Regions from separate parts of the Homo sapiens genome. Here region 1 is linked to region 2. A link is an interaction called in ENCODE POLR2A ChIA-PET data of the cell type or tissue named here. Cell type or tissue: B cell. All regions are shown on one strand. Links, peaks and the distances in the headings refer to the core of each region. The heading gives the core; the rest is flanking DNA.

The links. Peaks named below come from ENCODE experiments on the same cell type or tissue, not always from the same donor. Only the 100,000 strongest peaks of a DNase experiment are listed, where the experiment ranks them.
Region 1: POLR2A ChIA-PET joins it to region 2 with 13 read pairs; 2 of 35 experiments call an interaction of 5 or more read pairs at or near these places.

What each region holds. Positions count from the first base shown.
Region 1 is chr6:136,281,242-136,284,067 of GRCh38, forward strand. BCLAF1 (BCL2 associated transcription factor 1) reads right to left here. Exons shown (of 13, transcript NM_014739.3): 2 at 1,343-1,446. Among named protein-coding and RNA genes, the nearest start is that of BCLAF1, 7.2 kb to the right of the region's middle. In B cell, for the core only: no CTCF peak of the experiment used is centred there; no DNase peak of the experiment used is centred there; H3K27ac peaks cover 1,318 bases.
Region 2 is chr6:136,722,716-136,725,541 of GRCh38, forward strand. All of the region lies in intron 1 of MAP3K5 (mitogen-activated protein kinase kinase kinase 5), which reads right to left. Among named protein-coding and RNA genes, the nearest start is that of MAP3K5-AS2, 60 kb to the right of the region's middle. RefSeq lists an enhancer at 1,196-1,245. In B cell, for the core only: no CTCF peak of the experiment used is centred there; a DNase peak (open chromatin) is centred at 1,286; H3K27ac peaks cover 430 bases.

The DNA of each region.
Region 1 (2,826 bases), core at 204-2,703, 440 kb before region 2:
CAAAACATAGGTTCAGGGTTCAAAAAGGCAAAGTAAGAATTCCACAACACATAAGAAATAAATTTAGCATTAACATAAGGAGATCTGACACCTTGTAGAACACAAATTTGGTTTAGCAACTGTAGTTTTGACAACATAATGAAATTGGCAAAAACCACATTTACAGCCTGTAAAGGAAGGAATCTTGGCCACGGGGAACTGTGACATTCTCTTGCATCTGATTTCAAAATTCTGTCCCTCCCAAAGTTTTTAAAAGAATATAAATACGTAATTTACATTCATTCTGATCGAATTTACTTCAAGATATTTATTTTTATCCCACTCTGAGATAATCAGACACACTATAAAAAGAAACCAGAGCTGCAAATGATTTTGGAGATCCAGTCCAGCAATAAGACAACATCCTTTTTCATTGTACTAATCAGTAAATAAAACACTATTTTACTAAGAGCTACAGATGCTGTGTTGTGCTGTATCTCCAGAATCTCTGTTCTTTGCTCTTGAGGCTTTTTGGATGGTAATTTCTGTTAAAGGATTCAGGAATTCTGTAGGCTTTTTCAGTCACCAGGATGTAGCTGGGCTTGTGGCACACGAGCACAACAGGTATTTAATAAATAACTATAAAATGAATGCATTCCCCAGAACCTGGACATTTTTTAAAGCAGCAAGTTCATTTTTAAAGGTTTGCGTTTTGCTTTAAGCTACACCTGAAACTTCAAAAACTAACGGAAAGAAAGCATGCCTATCAAATAGTTAGCAGTCCAAAAGAAATGGATTGATATCTTCTGCTCTACTGCAAAAACAGGGAAAAAGCTAAGAACATGGTCTCTGCATTTAAACTACATGAATTCAAATTCCTTAAGCTCTCTGAGCCTGTTCCTCAACTGTAAAACGAAGAAAATAACAGTACCTACTTCACAGACTTGTAGTGGACTTAATGAGTTGATGAACTTAATTCACTTAATACATCTAACACATTAGCAATCAATTTGAATTACCTAAACACTACAGTAGAGAGAAACAAGTTATGAATCTCCTCTTGTTTACATTAGGGAAATGGGTTAAGTAGCAGTCTTTCTATCTTGTATGTCCTGAGTCTTTTAGTAGATGTGTTTATAGAAATAGAAAAAGCAGGAGCACAACCTGGAAGAAGACAGAAAAAGAACCTTTTTCCTAAAACTAACTTAACATCTGACTTACTTCATACAAGCCACCAAAATAAACAAAAAACAAAGCTTCGGACCACATCATTTTTAATCACTCCATCTGAATCATCAATTCAGTAGTGACATTTCCTCAAAAAAGTCAAAAGTGAAAACTAGAAAAATGAATGCTCTTTTACCTTGGTTTTATGCAGGATCAAGAAGTCAAGTGAAGTCTTTGAGATACTGTAAAAATTCTTCCTGGAGAGAATGCTCTGAGAAATTAAACTCTAAATTCGAATTCCTAGCAAAGACAAAAAAACCATTATTGTGATTTATGTTAAATTAAATAACCATTATTTACAATGCATATAATGGGCACTGCCATAAACTCTAATAAACGCACTTACAATTTCAGGGAAGGAAAAACTAATTCAGGAAATAGGAAACTTTTAACCGTAAAAGCTTAAAATTCAACTTTTTTGTAAACCACAATGCAGTAGCGTATCATGAAACTGACAGCATCTTTTTAACTACTTGAATTCTAATTTTAGTAATTTGAGCCTTAAAAAACATATGATATGTCGTTCCATCAGAAAATTCCAACGTAGCTAACATAATGCCATCTTGGTAGCGGGGCAAGGTAGCACAAGCCTGTAGTCCCAGCTACTTGGGAGGCTGATGCAGAAGGATCACTTGAGCCCAGGAGTTTGACACTGCAATGCACTGTGATCACACCTGTGACTAGCCTTGGCAACACACTCTAGCCTTGGCAACACAGCACGACCCCATCTCAAAAAAAAAAAAAAAAAAAAAAAAAAGGTAATCTGTAGTTAATTTTCATAATGCTCTACTTTATAACATCTAAAATATGAGTTTAATGCTCTGCTACTTATTCTCTTTTGGTACTTCCTTTCACACAATTTAGTTTCATGTGAAACTGATTTTTAAATCCACGTTAACAGCCATCATAGTAACTTTAAATTCTGTGCCTAAAAGCATCTTGATACGTCTACATTCAAATAAAAGAACAGTCAGCAATGAAACTTTTATCTACTGAAAGTCAATATTCTTCCTAAAATAATTTATCATTAATCTGTAAATAAACTTTGCACAAAATATTCAAGTTACCAATACTGAAAAGTTTAGCTTTATGTATATTCACATCAAGTATGTGCAAAGGATAGTCAAAAGCACCAGGCGAACAGAAACTAAGGAATACAAGATTAATATACATCAGCACTCAAAGAATTCATGAACAAGTTTAAATGGAAATCTGTAACTCTTACCAAGATCCAATTTTAAAAATAAAACGAGACTGGAAATACAAAGAAGAAATGGTAACATTAAACTGGTGAATCAAGAATAGCGTCTCCTAAAATATCCATGGCCCTCCAACTGGGGAGAGATTTGAGGTTCAGCCTAGGAAGGAGGAATCGGAACCTATTAAGGGAAACACTAAAAAAGTAGCAAAGTCAAAAAGCCAAGCAAGATTGGGTACAAAAACAAAGGATTTCTAAAGGACATATAAGTTTAGTTTTTAAAATATCAAAACCCCAAGTGGCCAGAGAAAAAAATGGCAATCTTCTAAACTGGAGTACTGTCATAAAACTATTCTGACCTGGAAAGTCATTACTACTGATTCACTCCTAGAAGTGGTACAAGGCTCATTTTAGCTAACACT
Region 2 (2,826 bases), core at 158-2,657:
TTGCCCATACTAGAGTGCAGTGACAAAATCATAGCTCACTATATATGCACAGCCTCAAAATTCTGGGCTCAAGCGATCCTTCAGCCTCAGCCTCCTGAGTAGCTGGGACTACAGGCATGTGTCACCATGCCTGGCTAATTTTTTAAAATTTTTTGTAAACACAGGTATCACTATGCTGCACGGGCTGGTCTCAAACTCCTGACCTCAAGCAATCCTTCTGCCTCAGCCACCTAAAGTGCTGGGATTACAGGCATGAGCCACCACACCCCAGCCAAGTGTAAACTTTCTAGAAGGCTTAAATCCTAAAAATTATGTACACTCTGACCCAATAATTCCATTCCTTGGAATTTACTCTGAGAAAATTATTATAAATGTGAATAGATTTACCCGTCCATTGAAAAAATATTTTTTTACAATAAAATAATGGAAAATGTCTAAATACCTATCAGTAAGAAAATGTTTATATACGTGTGTATGTGTATATATGTAATAATGATATATATGTATATAATAATTTCAAATAATGGGATATCATGAAACCAAAGAAAAAGAAAAAAGTAGAATAAGACTTAGCAACAGGGGATAAATCCAAACTATATCAAGTAAAAATAAAAAGTAAAATATAATATACATACTGCCAGGTATAGCATATACATTAAAAATATAATGTATACATTATAATGAGTGCATTATGATGTTTACATTCATGTATATATCCATGTGCATAAAAAATACCTGAAAAGTTGTACACCAACTTTTGTTGGTAATAGCTGTGTTATAGGGATTATGAATTATTTTATTTTTCTATTTTATATCTTCTATATTTCCCACGATTTCTATTATGAACATTGATTACTTTCACAATTTAGGAATCTATCAAAATATAAAATGAACAACATTCAAGACCTGTGTGATGGAATATAAAACCAAAGTGCAGCACATAAAAATACTGCAGATGCTTGAGAAGCTGTTTGGTGCAAAGTCCACCTTGTCTAATGAGCATGAAATTAGCATTAAACTTTGGTGAATGAGAAATCAATCAGATGAAATGGAGGTAAAAGACACAGAAGTTTATGAAATGGGAAGACAGGTCAAAGGAGCTTCAGAAGTTTTTTTTCCCCCCTCAAGGCTAAAAATGACTTAAGGGCTCTTTAATACAAATAAAGAGTTTTCTTTTGGGGTCCTCAACATTTCTGCATCAAAAATCAACACATGACAAAAGTGAGTCATTGCATCCTACCCACACAGCCCAGCTGCCTCCTGCACCCACACAGCTTCCTCCTCCCACAGGTGCCAGCCACTCAGCAGTCAATCACATTGCTTTAAAATCAAGAAGCTGTGTAACGTGGGGCTGGAAGAAACCAAATAAAACACTTACTGATGAAAAATAAGAGACATGCAAAGAAAAATACTAGCTAAGTTAAAGTAATGAAAGGAGGGGATAAATTTTTCCAGAGAACTGACATGTGGAATTAGATGCTAAAATAAAATAAAAACACTGCAGAAAGTTTTCGGATTAAGAGAGAAACTGACTTTTTTTTTTTTTTTTTTGAGATGGAGTCTTACTCTGTCTCCCAGGCTGGAGTGCAGGGGCACAACCTCAGCTCACTGCAACCTCCACCACCCGGGTTCAAGTGTTTCTCCTACCTCAGCCTCCCAAGTAGCTGGGATTACAGGGTGCACCACCACATCCAGCTAATTTTTGTATTTTTAGTAGAGATGGGGTTTCGCCATGTTGGCCAGGCTGGTCTTGAACTCCTGGCCTCAGGTAATCTGCCCACCTCAGCCTCCCAAAGTGCTGGGATAACAAGCATGAGCCACTGTGCCCAGCCTAGACATTTAAAATAAATGGTGCAAGCAAAGTAAGGTATATTTATTACCTCTAAACATCTAAACAGGAACAGATCCATTTCTGGATGCTATAAAGAACACTGAAAGGTGCTTATTGGTATAATTTTAAAATACAGTAATACAGTATGGTAACTCAGAAAAAGGTTGGCTTTTTTCTATTTCAAATTCAAATAAGTGACTTGTTCTAAGACATTTCTATTCTTTCCTAAATTTACTTTTTAATTGTCATAGAGCAAAATTCATTCTCTTTGTCTCTGATGTACAGTCTAATGGGCTTTGAAAAATGCGTACATACCACCATAGTCATGATACAAAATAGATCCTTCACTCCAAAAATCTCCCTCATGCTGCCCTTTTGAGGTTAGTCTTCCCCACACCCCAAATCCCAGTCCCTGGCAACCACTGATTTATTTACTGTCCCTAAAGTTTTACCTTTCCCAGAATGTCATATAAATGGAATCATACAGTATGTAGCCTTTTGGGTTTGGCTTCTTTGACTTAGCAAAATGCATGTGAGATTCATCCATAGATGTCCATTCACAGGTTTGAGGACATTCAGGTTGTCTCCAGGTTGAGCAATTTTGAATAAAGTTGCTATTCATGTACAAGTCTTTATATAGACACATGCTTTCATTTGTCTTGAGTAAAGACCTAGGAGTAGGATTACTGGGTCATAGGTAAGGGTATGTTTACCTTAATAAGAAAATGCCAAGCTCTCCCAAAGTGACTCAAACATTTTGCATTCCCGCCAGCAAAGTATGAGGAGCATCTCAGCTGTCCAACATCTTTGTCAGCGCTTGGTATTGTCCGTTTTTCTTCTAAAGCCAGTCTAATAGGTATGTAGTGGTACTTCGTTATGGTTTTAATTTGTATTTCCCTAATGACTAATGAGGTTGAGCATCTTTTCATGTGCTTATTTGCTATCTGTATATCTTATTTGGTTAAGTACTCAATGCTTTTGCCCATTTAAAAATT